Regions from separate parts of the Homo sapiens genome. Here region 2 is linked to region 1. Evidence: chromatin contacts called from ENCODE Hi-C or POLR2A ChIA-PET data. All regions are on one chromosome and are shown on one strand. The core of a region is the stretch at or near the end of the contact, and the rest is flanking DNA. Distances in the headings are between cores, read along the strand shown.

Region 1 (5,469 bases), core at 1,492-3,991:
GACAACAGATGTCCCATAAGAGTACAATACCATATTTTTACTGTACCTTTTCTGTGTTTAGACACAAATGCTATTGCCTATAGTATTCAATACACTAATATGCTATACAGGTTTGCAGCCTAGAAGCACTAGGCCATACCATAGAGCCTAGGTATGTAGTAGGTTATATAACATCTAGGTTTGTGTAAGTTCACTCCATGATGTTTGCACAATGATGAAATCACCTAAAGATGTGTTTTCCAGAATGTATTACTGTCATTAAGCGACACAGGACTGTTTTTCAAAGGATCTGCTACAGTTGCTGGAAAAGTTTTTGGAAATCTTTGGAACTGCCTTTTAAACTTGTGGCACATTTCAAGTCATTTCCCCATTACCCTACAGAGACAATTTAGACATAGTTCTTACTCTCAGGTTGCTAATAGTTTCATTAATGCAAAGAAGTCCGATATACTACTATGTGATAATTGCTATAATAGGCCTTTTAAAATATCTTCAGTAATGGCAAATGTTTGTTTTTTGAAAGTGAAGCAGCAGCTATTTGTAGCCAGTTCTTTTGAATAAGCAGCTTAATCGGGTAGAGTAATAAAATTTTGATCAAAATGGAGTAACAAGATAGAAACTTTAAAAATAAATTAAATAAGAGACAGGGTCCCATTGTGGTGCTCAGGCTGGCGTTGAACTCCTGGGCTCATGTGATCCTCCTGCCTCAGCCTGCCGAGTAGCTGGGACTGTGGGTGAGCACTACCACACCTGGCAGATAGAAATGTTTTGAATAATGTCAACTGGATTGGAATTAATGTGTAGTTCTCCGGTGTAAATATTATGGGAGAACAGTATTCAAATGCATAAGTTCTAGCATTTCAAAATTTGCTTATTGCTTTATAGTCATCCCATAAGTATATATGATTATAAATATAGGCATTGCCCTTTCTGATAGTTTAGCCCAATTTACAAGATAATCAGTTATTTTATTTCCTCAACAGCAAAATGCATTGATCACTACACCAAACAATGTGTGGAAAATGCAGATTTGCCTGAAGGAGAAAAAAAACCAATTGACCAGAGATTGGAAGGCATCGTAAATAAAATGTTCCAGCGATGTCTAGATGATCACAAGTATAAACAGGCTATTGGCATTGCTCTGGAGACACGAAGACTGGACGTCTTTGAAAAGACCATACTGGAGTCGGTAGGTAGATGATGTTATTTTAGAAATTATTGTTGATAGGGAATCAGCAAAGCAAGTTATTCAAACTGAAACTTTCATAGGCAGTGAAAAGAAAATCTAGTTTAGAAATAGCAGGTGATCTTTTGCCAAATATTTTATTTTCATATTTATGTATGAACCTTGGTTGTGTTTTGTGTTCATGAAATATCTGCTTTTATCTTACCACATAATCCTTTGAAGTCTTGCATGGGGAAGTTGTATTAATTACTCTGCCCTTTTTAAGAAGACAATAAACTATATTTTAATGCATTTATTAGGGTTAAAACTACTCAGCTAGATTCCTGGTTTGCGGTGTTTGCAATAATTAAGACAATTTAAGTCACCAACCGAAGTGGTCAGAAAGGTACAAAGCTGAGTAAAATGGACATTGATCTGCAGGCTTACTTTGCCTCACCAGCTATTTCTTTCCATGAGCTAGCTCTCTGTACACTAGCCATTTTGGTATCTTCTCATCTAGATGAACCCTGCCTCGTTCCCCCTTCCAAAAATATTTTTTACATTTCTTTTTTCTTTCTTTTTTTTTTGAGATGGAGTCTCGCTCTGTCAACCAGGCTGGAGTGCGGTGGCGCAATCTTGGCTCACTGAAACCTCTGCCTCCGGGGTTCAAGCAATCCTCCCATCTCAGCTTCCTGAATAGCTGGGATTACAGGCGTGTGCCACCACACCCAGCTAATTTTTGTATTTTTAGTAGAGTTGGGGTTTCATCATGTTGACCAAGCTGGTCTCAAACTCCTGACCTCAAGTGATCCACCCGTCTCAGCCGCCCAAAGTGCTGGGATTATAGGCATGAGCCACCACACCTGCCCTCCATTCCTTTCTTTGCCTGCTTTATTTCTCCTCACAATCCAAAACTTAGCTCAACTATCCCTTGTTTGCAGAACTTTGATCCCAATACCCATGCCTTCCTCAGCCCCTAAGCAAAGACTAGGTCCAGTTCTGTTGTTAATCTTATGGAGCCCTGTACATTTTTTCATGGTGTTTATCCCTTGATAATTGTATTAGTAGATAGTTAATAGCTGTCTTTCCCACTAGATCATAAGCTATATCGGGACAGGTATTTGTGCCTTTTTCACCACTGTATCCCCAAAACCTAACACAGTGTTTAGCGTCGATAATACGATTTGTTTAAATGAGTGAATGAATGAATGGCCTAATGTGATATAATGGCCCTTGTTTCCCTCTCAATTTCATTTTTGTGCAGTTTTAGCCCATCCTTGTCTTCGTGTGTGTAAGATTACATTTTTGGCTTTCATTTATTCAACAAATATTTTTTCAGTGCTTACTGTTTGCCAGATACTGTTCTAGGCATTGGAGATGTGCATTGTCCCCATTCATCCATGGTTTTGCTCTCTGTGGTTTCAGTTACCTGCAGTCAACTACAGACTGAAAATATTAAATAGAAAATTCCGGAAATAAACAATTCATGTCTTAAATTGTGCACCATTCTGACTAGCACAACGAAATCTCTCACCATCTCTTTCCATCCCGCATGGGATGTGAATCATCCTAGTAGATCTATGCTGTGTACACTGCCTATTAGTCACTTTAGTGGCCACCTTGCTTATCAGATTGACTGTCGCAATATCACAGTGCTTGTGTTCAGATAACCCTTATTCTACTCAGTAATGGCCTCAAAGTACAAAAATAGTGATGTTGGCAATTTAGATATGCTAAAGAGAAGCCTTAAACTGCTTCCTTTAATTGAAAAAGTGAAAATTCCCAACTTAATAAGGAAAGAAAAAAAATTGTGCTGAGGCTGCGCTGAGATGTACATAAGAATGAATCTTCCATCCATAAAATTGTGAAGAAGAAAACAGAAATTTGTGCATAATTTATATAGAGTTTGGTACTGTTTGTGGTTTCAGGCATCTGCTGGGGGTGCTGGAACATAGTCCTCTCAGATAAAGGAGCACCTACTATAGTAGCAAACAAGACCAACAAAGTTCCTGCCCAAAGCAAACACTTCATTGGGGAATCTAGAAGGAGAACAAGCAGTCAAACAAATAAATATATAAAGTAAAAGAATGAAAAATGTTTTAAAAAAAAAAAAGCAGAGTAACAAATGCATCTTTCTTTGTATCCCAGTGCACATATACATATAGATGTAATTTAAGCTTTATGAAACTAATACCTACTCTTACTACTTGTGATATAACTCTGTTATTTTTAAATTGTATTTTTTATTTTTTTAATTTGCTAGTCACACTTCATTAAATTGATTTTATTACGCAGTGGAAAGTCACAACTCACTTTTTGAGAAACACTCCTGTAGCTTTCAGTGTGCTAATTTATGTTGAAGGCCTTTTACAGGGTGAAGTCTCAAATATTGGGGATACTTTTGAGAATCACCAAGTAAACACATAGAGCCTGGATCAAAGTTTTCTTGTAGGGAGAGCACCAGACAGATGTGGCAGTACTCAATGCTTGAGTCACTGAGAGCTGTGTTGTGTTTCCTGGCCAGCAAGTGAGTGTAGGCAGTAAGTCATGAGGGAGTCTAGTAGCAAGATAAGAAGCAGAAAGACTTCAGCAGACACATTTGGAAAACATAGCTACTTAGTGTATGGACAGTTGTATATCTTTTATAATAATTAACAGCATCACTTTATTATAGTATACTATGTTCATGTAATAGTGATTCTGAGTACCACTAAATATTATTTTTAATCCATTTTTTATGATGATGTGGAAATATGTAATTCTTTTAAGATTTTCATCTAAAATGGTTTAAAATTCTTGAGTTTGTATTGCTTAAGAGGTCTAAATAATTGGCTTCCTAGATTGGCTAAAGAAGCAAGATTAAAATAATTCAATTTCTAAATAAATATAATGCTGCAATAACCAGATAACGTTATATCTTTAAACTATCTCTTTCAGAATGATGTCCCAGGAATGTTAGCTTATAGCCTTAAGCTCTGCATGTCTTTAATGCAGAATAAACAGTTTCGGAATAAAGTACTAAGAGTTCTAGTTAAAATCTACATGAACTTGGAGAAACCTGATTTCATCAATGTTTGTCAGGTAATGACATTAAATTATGTTTCATTACATTGCTCCACGCTGTACTGTGCTATGCTATACCACTTCACATTTTATTACTTTATATTACTATAATGGCTTTATACATGTATCTCAGCTGATCTTCACAGCAGCCCTGTGAAAATAAGGTATGTGCTTTATATTCCTTTTTATTAATAAGAAACTAAATCTCACAACACTAAAAAGCTATTTTGTTGTAACACATTCTTTCTTTGTATTCTTTTTTCATTTTGAAAATCCAATAATTTAAGGAAATTTTTAGAAATAACGAAGGTTTTTTAAAAAGCTAGAAGATTAAAACAGTGCCTATGCTATACTATATCATTCTAAAGAGAATTCAAAGTGTATAAATTATATATGGTTTCATTACCCATACACACCAAAACATTTGGGTATCTTTTCTTTATCTCTTTCTATATATAAATTTGCTTGCACATAAAAAAAAATTCAGATGGTACAGAAAATATATAAAATGAAAAGTAAGGCTTCTCTTTCCCATCATTTGGGCTTTTTCCCAAAGGTAAGACATAGATGTTTTTCCCTACTTATTCACACATGTGGATCTACTGCATTCTTTTAATGACTGTATTGTATTTTATTGACTGGAGGTGTGCATGGGTTTACTTTTTAACAATTGCTATGTTGTATACATTTTTTGTATTCTGCTCAGGGCATAGCATTTTATTGCACATTTTATTGTTTCTTCATTAAAATGTGCTCCTGTGTATTTTAATCCTCTAGACTTTGAAAATTTAGATTAAAACACTGTTTTTTACAATCCCTTTTAAAGCAAGTTTGAAACAAAATACTAGAAGAAAAAATATCCATGTTTAAATCACCCAAAGTCAACTTACTATTCTAACTTGATTTTTTACATCACCCAAAGTCAATTTAGTATTTAATAGTGTATTTCCTTTCAGTTTTCTCTACATAGGTTTTCGGAGTTTTGTTGTTTGTAAATATTTTTCATAGTTTTTTTTAAAACTGACATGAAAAATAGTAGTTCCCTGCCCTCTTCCTGTCTGTATTTCAGTTTTATTCCTTAGAGGCAATTTTATTTCTTTCAGCTGTTTTATTCCTTATCTTTTTATTATTTTTAAAAACTTTATTGCTCATTTTTAAAATAATATATTTTTGAGCAGATAATATGTTCATGTGATTTAAAATTCAAAAAGAATGATGGGGTATACAATGAAGTCTTCCTA
Region 2 (5,469 bases), core at 1,547-4,046, 93 kb after region 1:
TGCCTAACAAAATTTGCAAGATTTTGGACAAAATCCATAGTCTACTTTTAAAAACAAAATGACCTAGTGACCCTGGACCTACACTGTAGTAAGATGTTCCCTTTAAATAGAACATGTGTTTTCCAGTTTGCTTCAGTTTTAAAAACAAAATGACCTAGTAATCCTGGACCTACACCCCCAGTAACAAGCTCCCTTTAAATAGTACATGTACTTTACAGTTTGCTTCAGTCCCCACTGCTCCCAGCCCACTTATTCCTTATTTGTTTACTTGACTTGTTCCTAAAGGCATTTGAGTTGGTAATCCCTCATAGCCTCCTAGAATCTCAGCCTTACAAGGGCTCACCAGCTCTCCCCAACTGATGGCTTGGATCTTAGCTCTAGTTCACTGGCTTTCAAACTTTATCTGCACTCTAGAGGAATAGTCTAGGGCAGCAGTCCACAACCTTTTTGACACCAGGGACAGGTTTCATGGAAGACAATTTTTTTTTCTACGACGGGGGTGGGGTGGTTTCAGGATGAAACTTTTCCACCTCAGTTCAGTAGGCATTAGATTCTCATAAGGAACGTTCAGCCTAGATCCCTCGCGTGCGCGGTTCACAATAAGGTTCACATTCCTATGAGAATCTAATGCCACAGCTGATTTGACAGGAGGCAGAGCTCAGGTGGTAATGCTCACTTGCCCTCCGCTCACCTCCTGCTCTGCAGCCAGGTTCCTAACAGGCCATGGACAGGTCTGCAGCCCCAGGATTTGGGGACCCCTGGTTCCAGGCCATATATTCTCCCAGCAGTCCAAACTTCTGATTAAACAGAAGCAGCTCTGATTTCATTCCTTTACATATTGTGTTTCCTTAGAAAAATTTCAGTTAGGGTTAGAGGTTAAGTTTTCTTTTGTAAGTGGTAGTGCTCTCGTTCAAGTGTTCAAATTCAACCCCTCATTTTGCTAATGGGAGAAAAGGAATTAGAAATAAAGTGTTTTGTCCATGGTTACAGGGCTAGTTAATGTCAGAGCTCCTCCCACCAATTTAAGTGGCTTAATAATTCGTAGGGTAATGCTCAATGCTTTCGTAGATTTTTATATAGCTGCATATAAATCTTCATAATTTGTAAGGGATATTTCTCAAAATTCTAATAATGTTTATGCTGCTTAGCACCTAAAAGACCAAGAGTCAGAACATATTCTTTACTGTTTTATATAAATTTTTATAAATGTGTAAGTATATTATAAATATGTATTTGCATATGATTGAAGCGGAAAGAGTAAAACTAAGCAAACTATCTATGCTTGCCTCTGCTATGGTGTGCAAAAAGTATATACTAAAACTTTGCTTTTTATTAACACATGAAAAGCCAATATATAATGCAGATTAATACTTAATTTAGCATCACAGTTTTGATACCCTTCAGGCCTAGTTTTTGAAAAACGCCTGCCTATAGAGAAAGTAAGTCTAGATGTGTGCTAAATCCAGTTAAAAGTACACTTCCAATTTTGGAGAGCCTGGATAACTCACTAATTCCAAGGACTGCATATTAGACTGCACATATGAATTGTGCTTTTAAAATCATCACCAGATGTTTCCCTACTGCAGCACTTACAAATCTTTATTATTGCCTGGGTGTAGTGCCTCACATGCTTGTAATCCCAAGACTTTGGGAGGCTGAGTCGGGAGGATCATATGAGGCTAGGAGTTTGAGACTAGCCTGGGCAACATAGTGAGACCCTCGTCTCTACAAAAAATTTAAAAATCAGCCAGGTGTGGCGGCCCGCACATGTAGTCCTAGCTACTCGGGAGGCTAAAAGAGGAGGATCCCTTAAGGCCAGGAGGTCGAGGCTGCAGTGAGCCATGATCGTGCTGCTGCACTTGGGTGCAGTGTTTCACTCTGTCACCCGAGCTTGGGTAACAGTGAGACCCTATCTCTTTAAAAAAAAAAAAAAGAAAGAAAGAAAGATATCGTTATTATTGTCCTACTATAATAATAGGACAATACTATTATTGTTCATGGTTTCTCTCTTTTTCTACAGGTGGTCATAATGTCACAATCTCCTTGCAGTCCAGGACTGGGCATACTCATATGCCTTCTGTGGTTGGCGTCCTTGTATTTACCCAGTTTTGGTTCTGGTTTCCTCTTTCACACTTCCTGTCATTGGCTTATACCCCTACCTGTGTCATTGGCCTTAACAAGGACTTAAAGGTATGTCTGTGAGACCTCAGCTTTGTAGTATTTCCTGTTCACCGTATCTTATTCATATTTACCGCCCACTTGCAAGGATTTCCATTAAATTTTAAAGATGAGTTAACATCTTATAATAACATTTTCCCTTCAAGTTGAATCGTCACCTTTTTGAATGGAGTGTGTCATTGAAAGTTTTGAAAAGCATATCTCCTTACTAGCTGTGTAACTTCAAGTAATTAGTTGAGAAAGAATGGTGAGAGAGGGGGCTAAATATAAACATACGAAGAGGCTTTATATACCACTCTGATGAATTTTATTTAATACTAAAGCCTGGGAACTGTCGAAGGATTTCAAATGATAAATGAACATGAGATTTCCATTTAGAAAGATCTTTCTGGTATCAGTGGAAACTCATTACAATGCTATTGCAGTAGTCTGGGCAAGGAAGAATGCAAACCTAAACTAAATCTTCCAGAGTTATCTGATACTCGAGTGGTTGATGGAAGAAAGAATTATTACTAAAGGGAAAAAGCAAAATAGGAGGATGACCCTTTGGTAGAAGCAGGAAACAAGACCAACTGTGAGGAGCTAGGGAATCTGATGGAATGTAACTGCTGACTTAAGTCAGAAATTTAAGGCACTGCGTGCCCTGTCATCACATTTGTGGTCATATTTTTTTAATGGAGTTTGTGTTTAGGTCTTTCTTAGTCCTGTGACTTGATGATTCATCTTCTTGTTCTTTAAAAGTCAAAAGGCTTTTTGACCTTTAAATAACTCTTACATCTGGTCATCACTGTTGAAATGTTCTACTAAATTTTCAGAGTGGAAAAGTTTTAGGCTTAAAACTGACTGGTAAAAATAGAATATTTCTTTGTATTGATTTTTCAGTATAGCTGTACAGCCAGTTATCCTTCGTTAAGTGTTTCGGTATTAAAACTGCTCACATTTGTAAATATTGAGCAGCTTTATTGTCAGAACAAGAATCCCTTGGTTTCCCAATCCCCAACTTTTAACATTGTAATTAAACATCCTGTATAACCTATTTTATTCTCTGCCAAACAATTTTATGACTGCTGTTTTTACTCTTTGTGATGAAAATGGGATGGAGAAGATAAGGTTCTTTGTCCTTATGGTGGTATTTATTATCATCCTCCATCAATGCAGATTGGGTAAATAGAGAAAAATTCAGGCCGGGTGTGGTTGTGCACATCTGTAGTCCCAGCTGCTTGGGAGGCTGAGGCAGGAGAATCGCTTGAACCCAGGAGTCAGAGGTTGCAGTGAGCTGAGATTGCACCACTGCACTCCAGTCTGAGCAACAGGGTGAAACTCTGTCTCAAAAAAAAAAAAAAGAAAGAAAGAAAGAAAGGAAGCCGAGGCGGGTGGATCACGAGGTCAGGAGATTGAGACCATCCTGGCTAACACAGTGAAACCCCGTCTCTACTAAAAATACAAAAAAAATTAGCCGGGCATGGTGGCGGGCACCTGTAGTCCCAGCTACTCGGGAGGCTGAGGCAGGAGAATGGCCTGAACCCGGGAGGCAGAGCTTGCAGTGAGCTGAGTTTGCGCCACTGCACTCCAGAGCCTGGGCAACAGAGCAAAACTCCGTCTCAAAAAAAAAAAAAAGAAAGAAAGGAAAAATTGAGACCAAAGAACTTTAAAACTGGTCACTAGGTAATGTGAAGCTGACTTTCTATTAGGCTCATGTTACACTCTTACAAGGCATGATTATATATGGTGTGGAAATTGTATTCAGGCTAGTGTAAGTTACTAGTCTGGTACAAAGAAGGGAAATGGCAGTTTGTATGCAGGATAGACCATCAAATGCTTTACAAAGGAGAGAACAGTTGATCTGATGCTCACACCATGAATAGGACTTACCCATTGAAGCAGGTTGGTTTGTTCATAAAGATAAAGGGATGCCCATTCAAAGGCACAGAGATTAAGAAAAGTATAGAGAACTGCAGGTAATTCTGTAAAGAACCTAAAAACTAAATCAGTAAAAGTAGACATGGCTTTCAGAGAGGAGTCATAACATAGTTGAACATACAGCCTGCATTAAAACTTTGGTCTCCTTTTGTATCCGTATGCCTGTGGAGAGCACAGAGTACTTAAAGCCAATGTTATTTTAATGGAATTTCTTCAGATGCCGAAAGTTCAGTATAAATCGAACTGTAAACCATCCACATTTGCATATCCTGCCCCTCTGGAAGTACCAAAAGAAAAAGAAAAGGAAAAGGTAGGTTCTTTGTTCCTTTTAGCAGCATTTGTACTTAAATATAGGAGCCACTGAGTATTTTACTTTTTCTTTAACTATCTTTTATGTTTTAAAAGTAACACTTCTTATGCTAACATTTGACATTACACAAGAATATGAAGTGAAAGTCCTTTTTGTCTCTTGGTCATCCAAGTCTCATGTCACAGGAGTCACAACTTCTGAATCCCTCTGAAGGTTTTCTCTGCACATGTCAGTACTTTTTATACCACGAATAAAATTATTCTCTACATACTTTTCTGCATCTTGTTTTCACATTAACTATATTTTTTTTTATTTTTAAAACTTTCAATGTATACAGATCTCATTTTTTCCCAGAGCTGCAAAACAATGCCTTTACTATGTGTAGTACTGTTTGTTTTACCAGTTTTTTCTTTGATATTCATTTAAGGTTATTTCTCATTTGTTAGCCCTACACAAGTGAGCCTGGAATTGAAAGTCTTTATACACATGTATTTGTGCACTGTGTGAGTATATCTGTAGGTTAGAATCCTGGATGTCAGGTTACTTGATCAAAAGTAATGCACATTATGTTCATAGTTATTAACTAATTTGCCTTTCAAAATGGACATAATCACTTTATACTCCTACCAACTGTGTATGAGGACACTCCTGTATTAAAGAATAATACATTAAAGAGTTGTACTTGCCCATAAAGTTTTACTCAGTAAAATTATACTTTTTTTGATACCTTATATATAGGAAAGTGGCTCTTTCTCTCATAATTTTCATATTGGCCAGTTGTTGATTATTTGCTGTAAATTTTGTGTATAAGTAAGGATAATTAACCAAATTTGAGGGTAGCAGTTAAGGAATAGCCTTGACAGCATCTTGTTTCATCAGCTATGTTTCAGACCCTCCTTTGGGTCTGAAACAAAGTCAGCTTTTACACCAGTATTGCCCAGCTTTTCACCTTTGTTTTCAGCAAGACCCATGAAGGAGAATAATATAGGCTAACCACTCACCCACTGTGTATTAGCATTGTAAGACATATAGTCCAGAGAGGATATCTACAACCAGCGCTG

What was found. Hi-C counts contacts between places; a loop is a spot of excess contacts on that map. ChIA-PET counts read pairs that join two places held with the same protein, here RNA polymerase II (POLR2A). Pooled maps may share reads with other maps.
Region 2: a loop to region 1 is called in a pooled map, with 9 times the contacts of the local background. The contact joins two enhancer-like sites. A Hi-C loop is called at or near these places in 2 of 50 pooled maps. POLR2A ChIA-PET finds 5 or more read pairs at or near these places in 2 of 52 experiments (HEK293 and activated naive CD4-positive, alpha-beta T cell).

What each region holds. Positions count from the first base shown.
Region 1 is chr2:231,065,923-231,071,391 of GRCh38, forward strand. It overlaps PSMD1 (proteasome 26S subunit, non-ATPase 1), which reads left to right. Exons shown (of 25, transcript NM_002807.4): 5 at 984-1,189; 6 at 4,103-4,246. Among named protein-coding and RNA genes, the nearest start is that of PSMD1, 12 kb to the left of the region's middle. Within about 2 kb of position 2,742, at least 3 of the 41 ENCODE cell types and tissues checked have a DNase peak (open chromatin) inside an H3K27ac peak, as active enhancers do.
Region 2 is chr2:231,159,320-231,164,788 of GRCh38, forward strand. It overlaps PSMD1 (proteasome 26S subunit, non-ATPase 1), which reads left to right. Exons shown (of 25, transcript NM_002807.4): 20 at 2,021-2,190; 21 at 4,316-4,408. Among named protein-coding and RNA genes, the nearest start is that of ARMC9, 37 kb to the right of the region's middle. Within about 2 kb of position 2,797, at least 5 of the 41 ENCODE cell types and tissues checked have a DNase peak (open chromatin) inside an H3K27ac peak, as active enhancers do.